2 separate regions of the Homo sapiens genome follow, and region 2 is linked to region 1. Evidence: read pairs that join two places in POLR2A ChIA-PET (ENCODE). Cell type or tissue: OCI-LY7. All regions are shown on one strand.

Region 1 (8,000 bases):
TGAGAAGGAAGCAGCGATTTTAGGAAGAAAGCAGGAAGCCTGTCCTGCTTGGAGCCATACCAGGTGATGGAGGAAGGCTGTGCTGCATGGGGTCAGAGGGGAACATGCCATTCCCTAAAGCCCTGCTACCCTCGGGAATCTTTAGGATATTTCATTGCCCTCCAGAATGTCAGGGTGTCTCTCACTTGTGGAAGCAGGGAGGACATCTCACTTGCCAAAGCGGGGAGGGCTCCTGCCCATGGACGGCATCAGCTCACTGACTCCCAACCTGGGCATCTGAGCCCAGCTGGAGGCCAGGAGGAAGCTAGCCTCATGAGTCACACCATTCAGGAACCCTTGGGTCTGTCCTCCAAGCTGAGCCTTGGGGAGCCTGTGCATCACTGTCTGGATTGGACGATGCCCATGGAAAGGCACAGATCTGCACAGATGGGAATCCCAGCCAGCAGATTGGCTGGGGGCCCAGCCAGCTGAATGCAAAGCCCCAAAGTCGGTGAATAGCACTGGGTCCTAAACCTGATGGCAACTCCAGCTGCTTCAAGGAAAGGCCTATGAACGAGTCCTGCTCTGGAGTCCCCAAATCTATGGTCTAGGAGCCTGGTCATATACCAGAACTTCCTTCCCTTTTATGGCTGAGTAATATTCCATTGTATGGATAGACCATATTTTGTTTATCCATTCACTCACTGATAGGCATTTGGGTTTTTTCAATTTCTTGACTATTATAAATAATGCCTTTTGTGTGAATGTGTATTTTCAGTTCTCTCTGGCATATACCTAGGAGCAGAATTGGGTCACAGAGGAACTCCATGCTTAACTTTTTGAGGAACTGTCAAACTATTCCAGAGTGTCTGCACCATTTTACATTCCCATCAGCAGGATCTGAGGATTCTGATTTCTGCACATCTTCATGAGCACTTGTGATTTTCTGCTTGTTGTTTTTGTTCTAGCCATCCTAGTGGGTGTGAAGCAATGTCTCACTGAGGTTTTCATTTGCATTTCCCTGATATCTAAGGATGTTGAGCATCTTTTCATGTGCTCATTGGCCATTTGCCTCTCTTCCTTGGAGTAATGTTATTCCATTCTTCCACCCACATTTTAATTGGGTTATTTGTCTTTTTGTCGTTGAGTTGTAAGAGTGCTTTATATAGTCTGCTTACAAGTCCCTTATCCAATACATGACTTGCAAATATTTTCCCCCATTCTGTGGGTTGTCTTTTCACTTGCTTGATGGTGTCCTTTGATACATGCAAGATTTTAATTTTGACGAATTCCAAGTTATCAGTTTTTTATTTGGTTCCTTGGCTTTTGATGCCATATCTAAGAGACAATTGCCTAACCCAAGCTCACAAAGATCTACTCTTCATTAGGTTTTTTTTAAATAAGAGTTTTAGCGTTTTAGTGCTTACATCTCGGTCTTTAATTTTCATCGACGATGTGAGGCAGGGATCCAATCACATTCTTTTGCATGTGGAAATCCAGTTATTCCAGCACAATCTGTTGCAGACTGTTCTTTCCCCTTTGAATAGTCTTGGCAACTTTACTGCAAATCAGTTAGCCCTAGATGTATGAATTTATCTCTGTGCTCTTTATTCTATTCCATTGTTCCATATGTCTGTCTTTATGCCAGTGCCACACTGTTTTGATTATTGTAGTTTTGTAGTGTTTTGAAATTAGAACATGTGAGTCCTCCTGCTCGTCTTTCTTTTCAAGGTTATTTTGGCTATTTGGAGACAATTACAGTTCCATGTGAGTTTTAGGATTAGCTCATCAATTTCTGCAAAAAAAGCTTAGATTTTTAGAAATTGTGTTGAATGTGTAGATCGGTTTGGGAAATATTGTTCTACTAATATTATGTCTTCTGGTCCATGAACATAGGATATCTTCCTATTTAGGTCTTTAATTTCTTTCATGACATTTTGTAGTTTTCAGCATACAAATCTTGCACTTATTTTGTTAAATGTATTCCTTAAGTATTTTATTATTTTTGATGCTGTTGTGAATGAAATTGTTTTATTAATCTCATTTTTTAATTATTTGTCACTAGTGTATAGAAACACAAATGAGGCCAGGTGCAGTGGCTTATGCCTGTAATCCCAGCACTTTGGGAGGCCAAGACAGGGAGATCATTTGAGGTCAGGGGTTCAAGAACACCCTGGCCAACATGACAAAACCCTGTCTCTACTAAAAATACAAAAATTAGCCAGGCATGGTGGCACATGCCTGTAGTCCCAGCTACTCAGGAAGCTGAGGAACAAGAATCACTTAAGCCCAGGAGGCGGAGGTTGCAATGAGCTGAGATCACACCACTACACTCCAGCCTGGGCAACAGAGTGAGACTCTGTCTCAAAAAAACACACACACATACGCACACACACATACACACACAAATGATTTTTAATATAGATCTTGTACTCTGTAACCTTGCTGGAGTTGTTGATCAGTTCTAATGTATTTTTTAATTTGCAGATTCATTAGGGCTTTCTACGTATAAGATAGTTTTATTTCTTCCTTCCAATCTGGATGCAGTTTTTTCATTTTTCTTCCTTAATTGCCCTGGCCAGAGCCTCCAGTGCCATGATGAATAGCAGAGTTGAGAGTGGACAAACAGCTTTCAGTCTTTCACCACTGGATAGGATGTTAGCTGCAGGTAGGCCCCTCTTGCTTTTAAACTTAGTAGTTCTAGATGTGAGAAAAACTTTGTTCACATAAATAAATAGATAAAAATGGGAGCACTTAGTTACCATGCATCTCTCAATTCTTTGAATTTTTTTAGAGTTATATATGCCAAAAATCACATGGTGGCCTATCATCAAAATGTGAAAAAATCCTATCAGCCCATGACTCAGTTAGGTCCTCCTTAAAGTTTGTGGAAAACAGGGAATTAAAGGTGCCTGATTTTCACAAGTCCCAGTCATTATCAATGGCTCCCACTCTTGCTTTCTGGGAGAAACTCCCTAGGGTATGGCACACTCCAGGAAGATCCAGGAGTCTCCTGGAACAAGAGCTGGGACCCTTGGGGGTCTCCCATGGGTCTGGTGTGTGACAGCATCCCTATAGCATATGCCACACAGGTATACATGTGGCGCAAATGTACACAGTCGGTCCCCTGGGAAAGCACAGAGATGCACTCTGCCACACAGCATATGCTTAGAAATGATGTATTAAGCCAGTGACCTAAGGACAATGGTGCATGACTCGGGGAATCCCAGGAGGGCTTCCCAGGGGAGGTGGCCCCTGGGCTGAATCTTGAAGGATTTTCTTCCTTTAAAACACACACATATGCAGTATTTTCTAGGCACCATTTAAGTGTTCGACACACCATGGCCAGTTGAATCCTCATGCCCATCTGTTGAGGCCAGCAGTGCGGTGACCCTGTTTTACAAATGAGGAAGCAGAATCACTGTGACAAAGCAGAGACATGAACCTTGGCAGCCTGGCTCCAAAGTCCCCAGGCAGAGGGGACAGCCCATGCCAAGGTTGGGGCTGACGTGGGGGTGAGCAGAGCCCTCAGGCAGGCCCAGCAGTGACAGAGCCTAGCTGGAGCATACAGTTTAGGAATCACTGGAGGAACCCCAAGCCCACAGGGAGGGCAGGTGCAGCCCGGGAGGAAGCAGAGAAGGTAGGACTCCAGAGGATACCCGGTCCCCATGTGTGCATCCCTCCGGGCAGGGCGGGGATGGATCTGAGCGGTCACTGAGAATTTCTCAATGGGGCTCTTGGATTAATGCCGCAGGCTCTCCAGGGGCAAGTGGGCCTCACAGATGCCCAGGTCCTGCCCTAAGGTGCCAGCGTTGGGTTGGGGCGGGGAGCCCCCATTTCCGGTTGTTTTCCTGCTGCTATGCCGGCCTCTCTGCAAAGGGCTGAGCTCCTGCTGTGCTTCTAGCCTCCCCTCCCATCCCACTTACCTCCCCTGGACCCTCTCCTTCTCCGCTTCTCTGATCCTACTACCCCCTTCTCCTCCCCTTTCTGATAGAGGAACACAGTCTGGAACCCCTCCTACCTCCTCATGGCTTAAATAGGTTTAAGTAGGAAAGGGGAAGTCCCGGCTCCTCCCTCCTGCCTGCCATGGGGACTCAGAAATGCTTGGAGTCCTGGTGGCCTGGGAGGAAGGAGCCCGCCGGGTGCCTCAGAGAGAGGCCTGCTCAGGAGGCCATTGTGGAGGCCCTGGCTGCGCTCTCCATAATCATATGATTGGATTAGGGTCAGGGCAACCCTAATCATGTCAAAGGTCACCCCAGGCTTTGTGGCAGTGGCCACAGGGTGCCTGACCACCCCTGCCAAGATGGCCTTGTTGAACACAGTTAAAAACCCTCAGTCAGCTGTGAAGAGAGGGGCCCAGCCTCTTGTGTGTGTGTGCACATGTGAGTGTACACCCTAGCGTGTGCATTGTGAGGGGTGCATGTGTGTGCCTATATGTGCACATAAGCCATATATGTGCATGCCTGTGTGTATGCATGTGCATGTGTGTGTGTGTGTGTGCATGAGTGTGAACATATGAAGGAAGAAGCTTCATATCCTCACACCTCCTGCTTTCATCCCCATCTGCCGTCCACCTGGCCTGGGGCTGGGGACTGGGGCCACCAGACTGAGGCTGGGAGAAACCATCAGTCCTTGGAACATGGGGCTCTGTCACAGAAGCTGAGCCTGGTCCCTGAAGAGCCCTCTCTTCTGGGGTCCAAAAGGAGCAGGACATTCAACCTGCCTGGGGTAGAAAGCATTTGAGGAATTTTAAGTGCATGGAGACTGGGCACACCGTGCAGCTTCTCTGTCCCCTGCCGCAGGACCCAGGCACTGGGAGGGCTCACTTCCCTGCAGAGCTGGAGACACCTCACTCTTGACCCCTGGCAAGGTAAAGCTGGCAAGGACACAGGTACAGAGAAAGGGCAGGGACGGCTGCAGTGGATGCAGCAGCCCAGGGCCCAGCAGCTGGATCTCAGGCAGCACGTGGCTCTGCAGAGAGCCTGGCCTGCTCTAGGCCAGGTGGGGCATGTGCTCCTTAGAGAAGGGGACAGAGGCCAGGAGCGGGCGAGGCCTGGAGCCTAGGGATGCCACCTGTGCCCACATGCTCGGTGCCCTCTAACATGGGCTGGGCCCAGGAGTCCCCCCGGGCCCTGGCACCTGCCAGATAGGTCGGGGGGAGTGGAGTGGCATGGGGAGGTATGCAATCTCTTGTGCTTCCCAAGTAAGTGTGCTTCCCACAACTCCCAGTGGACACTTCCCAGAGCCCTGGGGTTTGCTTCTTCGTACCCAGTGTGGGTGGGGCCTGCAGCAGTGGCCCTCCCACTCAGCCTTCACACACCACCCCCTCTTCAAGCATTTCCAGTCCCCACCCCCTGCCCTATTCTGTGAACCCCAGGGTATCCCCACTCAAAGCACACGGCCAGATTCCTGGTTGGTGCCCCAGGACCCCTCCAGCCCCAAAGGGTGGGGAGAGTAATGAAAGGGTCCTGCGCACCACATGTCAGTAAGCCTTGTTGGGTGCCCCACAAGTCCCCCTTCATCTCTCCAACGTCTTCCCCAGGCAGGAGACAGCCCAGCCTCCTCTCCTCCCCGCTGAGCCCCCAGGAGCCCCTCGGGGGTGGTCCGCCACCTCCCTGTGTGTCCCCTGCCTATGAGGGCCGGCACAGGGGTGGGGCCTGCCTGCTAGGACATGGGGACACACAGGGCAGCTCTTTAGGGAACCAGCGTCCCCAAAGCCAGGTTGCGACCCCTGACCCCCCCCATCGGAAAGTGTTGCCGTTTAAGATGCGTTGGGGTGGGGGGCTCCCCTGGCTCCAGCGGCCTCTCTGGTATATCATTAACTCTCCCCAGTGGGAGGGGAACCCCGGCCGACTCCCCGCCGCGTCCGGCTGGGAGCACAATATCCCAGCGACGGCGACAAGATTAAGCACAAGGGGAGAGTGCAAATGCGCGGGCGGTTCACACGCCCTTCGCGGTGCTGAATTAAAGCGTCTGAATGGGGATTTCCCCTCGCGCCGGACGGCCTGGCGCGCGGCGCATACTTCCAGGTTGCTATGACTGGCCTGCGCTCGCCTAATCACCGACTAGGGGGAAATTCATATAAAATATCGCCGGCCATTGTGGGCCTAACTCGGCGTGACAGTGGCGCACAAAGCCGGATTCAAGCGCCCCAGCGGGTCAGCACGGCGCCCGGCCGCGCGGGCCGCCCGGCGGTGTCAGGGGCCGTGGCCGCGGTGGGGCGCGGGCCGCATTCCGCTCTCAGGTGGCTCCGGGGCCTTTTGTGCAGGCCATGATTACCAAATGCCACCGCGACACCCCCTCCCGGCCGCCTGGCTCCTCCTGGGGCCGCAGGAATGAGGGAAGGTGGGCAGCCCCCGAGGGGAGGCGCCCGGGCGTCGGCTCCGGCGGGCTCCGGCGGGGACCGGGGCGCGGGCTGAGTCCCCCTGTGTGCCCCACAGCAAAGGGTCTTCTCCTTCCCCTGTGTTCAGGCCTCAGTGGGGGAAAAGGGCCCACGCGTTGGCTGCTCTGGAAGCCTGTTGTGGCCTCCCGATGGGCACGAGAAGGACTTTGCTTGTCCTTTTTCAGGGGCGATGGTCCCCAGATGACATGACATTTGGGGCCACAGTGACCTGCAGGCCCCTGGCCAGTCTGGTCAGGTGGTCCTAGCTGGGATCCAAGGCACCCCCCTCACTCAGCCAGCCCCTTCCAGCAGCTGTGGCGTGAGCAGGCAGGAGATGGGGGCAGCACCAGGAGGGAGGGACCCAATGCATTCGGGGTGGCCACTGTCCCCACAACTCTATGGGTCCCAGGTATGTGGTGGGGGTGTGGTAATCATACAGGGTGCAGCGTGCACGGGGGGCTGTGTTCGCTGTGACCCTCCATCCCCCAGGATGCCTGAAGGCCAGTCCCTGGAGTACAGGGAGACTGCTCCTCACTGGTGCATGGAAAGGGCTGGCAGATCAGGCAGGGGGAAGGCCTGTGGGGTGGGGCATTTGCCCTGCAGACCTGGGGAGAGAAGCTGGCTGCAGTAGGGTGCACTTGGGGGACAGAGGGCATTTTTTTGTCACAGTGGAGGTGAGAACTTCCCGGTGGAGATTCAGCAGAGTTTTTCTCCTGGGCAGTGGGCAATGTTGGGAGTCTGGGCCCCCAGCACCCGGCTGGACTGGCCACCATGGAGTCCTGCCCTCGGCCAGTGCATCCCTGCCAGAGCTGGGGGTGTCCAGCCAGACAGTCAGCATTGCCAGGGGAAAGAGACGAAGCCACAGGTTTCCAGGGGCTGGGGACAGCATTGGAGGGCCCCAGGAGGCATGGCCAGGTGAGCATGGGTCAACATCAAGAAGCAGACTGGGCAAAGGCGGCATCCCAAGCTCCTAGGAAAGGAGGTGTCAGCTGCCCCAGGATGGGGCCACAGAGGCAGAACCATAGCCCCCTTCCCAGACTAAGCAGCCCAGCCACCAGCTGCCAGCAGCCAGGGCCCTGAATCCCAGAGCCTGTGACCAAGGTACCCACCTCCAGGAAGAGGCCAGGCCAGAGACCCAATGACCACTGTCTACTCATGGGGGGATGGCCATCAGCATATCAGAGACACCCTCCCAACCCCCTTCTCCTGGCAGGCTCCTGTTCAGGGTCTTGTCCAGGGTCCCATAGAGCCCTTACAAAGTCATGGCCAAGCTGTCCATAGCCTTCTTTCTGGTCACAGCCCAGAGGAGGGGTCAGCACGGAATGGAATCTGAGCTTGGGAGATCTCATCTCAGTTGATGCATCAGAATCACTGGAGACCCTTTAAGATATAGGTGCCCCCCACCCCAGTTGAACTTGGGTCCCCAGGGCGGCCCTGCAGTGATTCATTGGCCCCCCAGCCATGACCATTGTTGGAAGCCTCCAGTCCTAATTCCCTGATGGGCTTCCCAGAGGGGCCAGCCTGGGTGAAGCCCTTCAGACTGAGCACTCTGCCTCCCCGAGGAGCTGGATTTCATTGTCCTATGGTCGCATTTAACAACAATCCCCACCCCCTGACCCAGAACTTTCCCTCCTTCAAG
Region 2 (8,000 bases), 430 kb after region 1:
CTCAGCCTCCCGAGTAGCTGGGACTACAGGCGTGCGCCACCCACGCCCAGCTAATTTTTTTAATTTTTAGTAGAGACGGGGTTTCACCATGTTGGCCAGGATGGTCTCGATCTCTTGACCTCGTGATCCACCCTCCTCGGCCTCCCAAAGTGCTGGGATTACAGGCGTGAGCCACTTCTCCTGGCCGAGAAATAATTTTTAAATAAAATTCAATGAAAAATATTTTTCCCCCAAGTCATTTCTCCAAAGGGAACCCGTCGCGTGCCTGGGATGGGGAAAGAAAGGTCACCGTGAACATCCTCGACCAAAACGGCTTTGTCCCCTATTCCCCACCTTTTTTTTCCTGCGTGATTCCTCTACAAGAATCTTTGAGAACCTCGCATGTTTTAAAGCTATCTAAAATATTTTTATTTTCAATTAAAATAGTTGCAAAGATACAAATACCAACGTGGAACTTTTTAAAAATCAAAATTCTCACATCAGTCTCAAGGTGCCTTTTGGAATATCAATATGATAGTATAATCAATTCATAAAATACATGACCAAATTTTTCTTTGTCAATGCGATGTTTCAGATGATTTTTTTCCTCCTGAATGCCTATTTCCATTCTCCATTTGCCTTACAATTTCACCCTACCATAATATATCTATTGTATGTTTAATAGTGTTTTGTCTATTGTTCTCTGCAAAAAAGTCTACATTGAAATTTAAGCATACCTCTGGGTAGTCTCTCACTGTTAAGAAAAATCATCTCGACAGTACACAATTGTTCAAAACATAAATAATTTGATGTTATCAAACAGATAAACTTTTAGTGAAACTGACTCTTAATGAGCTGGATGGTGCACCCACTCTCTTCTCTCCTCTCCTTTCCACCTCAATGACTGCACACATGCAGTGTTCATATTGTTACAGTGTTAGCACAGCATGGGATCATTTCCATATGGTTACAATGCTAGCAGTGCACGGGGTCATTTCCATTCTGTTTTGTTTTGATATATGCTCCAAAAAAAATTTACAAAAAATACACAGGAATGACAATTTTGTCATAGGCACTTTATTCAATTCTTTGCATCCCTAGTTATAATCCAAATATTAAACAGTGATCCATCATCAAAAGTAAGTGGGACTTGTCAACACCCTTAGTACTGTCAAGAAATATAGGATTTGTATGAAAAGCTGTTGAATCCAGTCCTCTCCACTATGAAACAGGTGCCCAATGACTGGAACATCCAAGCCCTCGGCCTCCTACCAGCATGGATTGGAAGTCAATACCTTAAACATTTGCAGCTGTGAAACTACTCTCACAGACCCATATAGTTCTCCACCTTAATGAACTTAAAACATAGGTTTAATAAAGTGAAACCAGTCTCCAGTAGAGAGAGTGAATGATTGTGTTAGCACAAGGCAACAACACTGGTTAGTGCCAGAGATCAAATCAAGGCACAAGATGAACATTTCATGACATTTTCCAAGTGTAATTCTCTAAGAAGGCATTTTGTGATGGATAATGTCAAACGTCAGTCAATTCATGTCTCAGTCCTTCTGATTCCCCTGGCACAAACTTGAAGTAGAAACAGGCTGTCTTTTCCTGCTACATTAGCACCCCCAGGCCCAGAATGAATGGGATTTGTCCGTCTCTCCTAGGACAGGGATCTGTTAAGGGAGAGGCAAAGAAGGTAAAACAGGATCCTTGCTACTAAGATTTTATAATGGAGAAAATTCAGAGCAATCGTGTCCAGAACCCATTTCTCTAATTATAGTGTTACAACAGAGAAAGACAAATGTTAATGATAAATGAAGGCAGTGCACATCAAATATGTGAGAATCCACAGAGACTAAGGGAATTAGGACTCACTCAACAAAATGGAAGCATTTTCTGGGTTGGAGAGACATGCCAAGATTCTTAAACTAAGCCAAATTTTTAAACTAAGCTTCATCTCACCTATCTGAGATGGGTGAGTGACAATCACTTAAATACATGTCAGATTGTATGCCTACAAAATCCCTCCAGACTGGCATACAATCTGACATGTATTTAAGAGATTGCCCCTCACCCATCTCAGATGGAAATTTCAAGTCAGATTTGCTAATTATTATGCAGTAAATAAAATAATTTGGAAGGAATCATCTCCAATTAAACCAACTTTGATTAAAAAACAAAAAATAACAAATGTTGGTGAGAACGCAGGGAAAGGGGATGCTTGTACACTGCTGGTAAGAATGTAAATCAGTACAGCCACTATAGAGACAAATATGGGCATTCTTTAAAAAACTAAAAACAGACTTACCATATGATCCAGCAACCCCATTGCTGGGTATATATCCAAAAGAAAGGAAATCAGTATATCAAAGAGATGTCTGCGGTCTCATGTTCATTGCAGCACTATTTATAATAGCCAAGATAGAAAGTCAACCTTAGTGCCCATCAGTAGATATATGGATAAAGAATATGTGGTACATTTACACATTCGAATACTATTTGGCCATTAAAAAAAATGAAATCCCGTCATCAGCAACATGGATGGAACTGGAGGACATTATGTTAAGTAAAACAAATCAGGCACAGAAAGACAAATACTGCATGATCTCACTCATACGTGGGAGCTAAGAACATGCATCTCATGGAGGTAGAAAGTTGATTGCTGGTTACCAGAAGCTGGGAAGAGTGGTGGGGAAAGGAGGAGATGAAGTTGATTAATGGGTACAAAAATATGCTTAGAAGAAATGGTAACATCTAGTATTGGTTAGAAAAGTAGGGTGACTGTAGTTAACAATAATTAGTTGTATTGCTGGAGGAGAGGAATTGGAATGATCTCGACCTAAAGAGGGTGTGAATATGATGACGGATGTCCCAGTTGCCCTGGTTTGATTGTTAAGCCTATGCGTATATCAAAATATTTGTACCCCCCAAATATGTACAACTATTACGTACTACTAATAAAAAAGCATATTGCTCTGAAAAAGTGCTCTAAAAAATAAAGCCTATTTACAAAAAGAATTTGGAGGAAAGAAAACTCCCTTTAAGAAGAAACTAACCCAAGAAAATGGATTTACTTTATGAGGCCAGAGAGGTTAAATGTTGATAAATGCGTGGCTGTCATTGTGTTGGGAGTGTGCAGTGGGAACTGAGCCTGGGTAGAGTGCATCTTCTACCAGTGGGAACTGAGCCTGGAAACCGAATTCTAATTCCAGGCAACGTTTTTGCTTAGAGGGTGGGTAGCTCTCAGGTATTCGTGGTTGGGGTGTCACCGGTATGGGGTATTTTTAGGGGGAGGACAGCCTGGGCCCCAGTCAGGCCTGCATGCCTTAGTTTTTAATGTGTCATCCAGAGATCATACTTATTTTTCCTATGATTTGCTGGAGTTTTTTTTAAAAAGCACTATATTTGCATTATTCAAAATAATCTTTCACTGTGTAATATGCGTACACACACACACACACACATTTTGGGGGTAAAATACGAGAATCCCTTAATTGGGGAAATTTTAGCTGAGTGATAAGGAGATCTGTGAGCCTGCTGTTTTGATGTTTCAAGCAGGAAGGCGTGGCATAAAGAGCTGCTTAGGCGCAACGCTGCTGAAATGGTTTTGGCTAGAAGCTCACAGTGTCTAGTTGTGGCTAAGGAGGGAGGAAAGGGGCGGGAGAAGAACGGACCCAAGCGCCTCCGCCCAGACGGCGCGATAACCCCCTCACCTCCAACCCCGGACCTCAGTGAGCACGTCCTCCAGTCTCAGCCGCCAGGAGGCACTGGGGGCGGGGACGTGGCACAAGATCTTCCCGGAGGTGACCCACGCTCCTCGCGCGCAGGGCGTAAGCCACACACAGATCTTTGGATGGGATCCATGGCGCAATCGCCTGTACTGCCCCCTCTCTGACTTTGCCTGTGGCCAACACAAGACGAACGCAGCCTTTCTAAGGGAAATATGCCGTTACAAACAAGAAGCCTAATTTTGTCTCTAAGACTTGCGCCCCCACGGCTCAGTCTACTTTCCCTCATTACTCCAATTGAATCACAGGTCACAACCAGACCAGGTGGCACGCTCCTTTTGGAGCTTGGAGGTGGCTCTGAAAAGAGCCTTTGGGTTCGGGGCGCCGGGACGCACCTCACTTGGAGCTGGTGTACTTGGTGACAGCCTTAGTGCCCTCGGACACGGCGTGCTTGGCCAGCTCGCCGGGCAGCAGCAGGCGCACGGCCGTCTGCACTTCGCGGGACGTGATGGTGGAGCGCTTGTTTGTAGTGCGCCAGGCGGGAGGCCTCGCTGGCGATGCGCTCGAAGATGTCATTGACGAAGGAGTTCATGATGCCCATGGCCTTGGACGAGATGCCGGTGTCGGGGTGCACCTGCTTCAGCACCTTGTACACGTAGATAGAATAGCTCTCCTTGCGGCCGCGCTTGCGCTTCTTGCCGTCCTTCTTCTGCGCCTTGGTAATGGCCTTCTTGGAGCCCTTTTTAGAAGCCGGAGCCGCCCGCGATGGCTCCGGCATGGCGAGGTGACAAGAGCGCCTAGACGAACGCGGATGCGGGGCCGGCAGGGCTATTTGCCATCTTTATATTCAAATTAAGGCTCCAAATTTGTAGTGTCTGATTGGACGGCCTGACTCCGCGGCCGCCACTGGGAGGAATTTCTGTAAATAGCAGAGTCCGGTTCTTCTTTCCTATTGGACGGCGGTCCAACCAATCCCAAGGCATATCCGCCGCGCGCCGGAGCTGAGGTTGCGCATCTTTGTTCAAAGCCTTTGTTTTAAACCTGGAGATTTTTGTGTCTGCAGCGGATCTGGAGGTAGCTAAAGAGAAACTGAAAAACGGTTGCAACCCCAAATTGAGGTCTTCTCTGGCTGTGAGGCACATACATGGGGGCATTTTTTTTTTCTGAGGCCCACAGCTAGGGAGGGGTAGTTAGTGCTTATTTAGAAGGGGAGGTGGCGGTGGGAATGGCAGTTTGCAACGACCTTAACCCTTCGTTTCTTGCCCTTCCCTCCATTCCTCCAAAGATCAAAGAGATGCATTCTTCTCAGAATTCAATTGTAAATCCAAACGGTTCGTTAGGAAATACAGAAAATAGTACAGAAAACATGCTAAGGTACTTCAATTGGAATTGTCATGAGGCAGAGTTTTAACTGGAGAAATTGAATGGGTTTCAAATGAAACTTAGTCTTTCCTATTGTTTTTAAGGTCTCCCCAAACCCCTTCGAAGTGACAGCCGTAATGCAAAGGGATTGCTATGGGCGATCTCATTTGTTTCCCGGTATCCCCGAGAGGTGGGTACTGTGATTGCTCTAACTCCGTCAGAGCGCAGGCTTATAGAAGGCACTGTCTCCGAGCTGCGCCCCTCTCCCCGCCATTCTATTAATTCCCAATGAAGAAACGTAAGGTGTTGTGTATTTCAGCTTCAACTGAAGAGCTGGTTAAAAAAGCAGAATCTCAGGCCCACTCCTATCTGATTGAGTTAGAATTTGCATTTTAAATAGACTTGTGTGCACTTGACGATTTGAGAAGCCCTAGTCCGGAGGTCATTTATCTGCCCTAGCTGGGGCAGATAATTTACCTCTCCACACCTCCATATACTCATCTGTGAAATAAGGCTGCCAGTGCCCGCCTGATAGCGTTGCTGAGCATTAATGAGTGTGAAGCAGCGGGCAGGGTGCCCAGCATCTATTTTGTGCTTAATTCCTGTTAGCGCCTTTCCTTCTTAGGACTGATCCAGCCATAAGCAGCTTGGGCTACCTCAGCAGAGCCTGCTCTATGCCCCGGGCAGATCCATCACGTAAATATGTAGCACAAACCTTTCTCTCCCACTAGCATGCTGACTAAGCTTAACTCACAGGGAAGGATGTGGCTTTCATGTCTGAGGCTCCAGAGCACAGAGTGTGGCACCAGCAGGGGCCCAGTCAGTATCTGCTTGTGAATAAGCCTGTGAGCTGAGGCAGTACCCTCTACATTCAAGTCTGTCCTCTGAGGTCTTCTGGGCATCTTGAGACTGTGGGTTCCCTGAATGGCTTTGGGCATACCCAGCATTAAGCACTTTATCTGCTTCCTTTTGAAATATGTGGTTGATTTACCAAGCATTTCTAGAGTGCTCACTAAGAGCTGGCTAGGTAACCACTTAATAAATACTTGATTCAATTTAGTTCTCAAACAGCCCTTTGACAAAGATTCTCTGCTTGGCCAAACTCTGGTCAGGCTCCAGAACCTCCTCCTGGGTCCATCTGTGCACTTTCTTGTGAAATCCAGTTTTAGGAAGAGCCCCGCTAAGTCAGTTTAACTAGAACCCCTGATTCTGAATATCTGATCGCCCTCTGTGCTATCTGATGGGGTTCCTCATCCTCCATCCCCAGGTGATATCTGATCACCCTGCCTGCCTCCAGCAAGAGCCATGTGAGGTTCGTTTACCCAGAATCCCCCTCACACCTGATGTCTTCTTCTTCTTCTTCTTCTTCTTCTTCTTCTTCTTCTTCTTCTTCTTCTTCTTCTTCTTCTTCTTCTTCTTCTTCTTCTTCTTCTTTTTGAGATGGAATCTTGCTCTGTTGCCCAGTAGCACAATCTCAGTTCACTGCAACGTCCACCTCCCGGGTTCAAATGATTTTCCTGCCTCAGCCTCCTGAGTAGCTGGGATTACAGGCATGCCTGACCATGCTAGGCTAAGTTTTGTATTTTTAGTGGAGACAGGGTTTTGCCATATTGGCCAGGCTGGTCTCAAACTGCTGACCTCAAGTGATCCACCCTCCTCAGCCTCCCAAAGTGTTAGGATTACAGGCATGAGCCACCGTACTTGGCCCTGATGTCTCCTCTTAATACTGTTCTATCCACTAATCTACCCTACTCCTGTCTATAAATTTCCACTTGTCAGTGCGGTACTCAGAATTGAGCCCAATCTCTCTACCCTGCTGCAGAATCCCACTGCAATGGTCCTAATCCTACTCCACCGTCCTGAATGAAGCCTTCCTCACCATGGTTTAACAAACGTTAATATATGTACATATATAGCACTGCTTGCCTTGGTCCTGCCAGCCCAGTGAGATGCTGGTCTTCCCACCAGGTTCTTACTAAGGCTTCCTGGCTTCCTACTGGTGTGGAAAGGTTTGAAACAAAACTTGGAGTGGGACAGGAGGTGGGCATTCTAAGGACTTTGGGTAAGAATATGTCTTTCAGGTACTAAGATTTAGGATTTGCTCTGCCCACCATATGGTGGCTGCTTGGTGGTGTCAGGAAATCAGTCCTGGTTCTCATGGGTGGTGATTGCTAGGGACTCAATGTCTGCGTTCCCTCCAAATTTCTAGGTTGAAAACCCCCATCCCCAGGGTGATGGTGTTAGAAGGTGGGGCCTTTGGGGGATGATTATGTCATGAGGGTGGAGTGGCATGGTAGGATTCATGCCCTTATAAGAAGAGACACAAGACAGCTTGCTTTTCTCTTTCTCTCTGCTGCAGGGCCCAAGGAAAAACTTTCCTATTGCCCTCTGAAGATTCACTAAAAATCAGCTGACAAAAGACAGATTAAAAGAGAAAAGGCATACACATTTATTTGATCATAGTTTAGTGTGACAAAAAAGCCTTCAGAATGAATACAGAAGAAGCTGTCTATTTTAATGCTTAGGTTCAACAAAATATGGACTGCTATGTAGAAATAGGATTGGGCATGATCTACTGCTAATACACTGAGTGGGGACATCCAGCAAGCCCTGTCTGTCTAGATTCTTCTTGGCCTCTCTGCGTGGCATTCCTTCCTCTTGGGTATGAGACAGGACCCTCTGTGGAATGGGAGTCTTATGACGTACAACCAGACAAGGTGGCCCAGAGAATTTATGGTCAGCATTTGCACAGAAAGGCAGGAGTTAGAGTAATATTTTTAGGATTTGTGTCTGGCTGTGGGGAAAAGGGGTTGCGGTTTTTATGACCTGCCTTGGGGAAGAGGTATTCTAGTTTCTATGGCCAGTCTGGGGGAGAATGGGACTGAGACAGGAAGGCAGGAGATCAGAGAAAGTTTTTTGCTTCAGAGG

The links. Peaks named below come from ENCODE experiments on the same cell type or tissue, not always from the same donor. Only the 100,000 strongest peaks of a DNase experiment are listed, where the experiment ranks them.
Region 2: POLR2A ChIA-PET joins it to region 1 with 7 read pairs; 2 of 35 experiments call an interaction of 5 or more read pairs at or near these places.

What each region holds. Positions count from the first base shown.
Region 1 is chr1:228,031,917-228,039,916 of GRCh38, forward strand. All of the region lies in intron 2 of WNT3A (Wnt family member 3A), which reads left to right. Among named protein-coding and RNA genes, the nearest start is that of WNT3A, 29 kb to the left of the region's middle. RefSeq lists an enhancer at 4,375-5,338. In OCI-LY7, no CTCF peak of the experiment used is centred here; no DNase peak of the experiment used is centred here.
Region 2 is chr1:228,460,107-228,468,106 of GRCh38, forward strand. It overlaps MIR4666A (microRNA 4666a), which reads left to right and starts at 1,968; the gene lies at 1,968-2,046. It also overlaps the pseudogene H2BC27P. In OCI-LY7, a CTCF peak has its summit at 3,839; DNase peaks (open chromatin) are centred at 3,705, 4,635, 5,375 and 5,835; H3K4me3 peaks cover 6,070 bases; H3K27ac peaks cover 5,845 bases.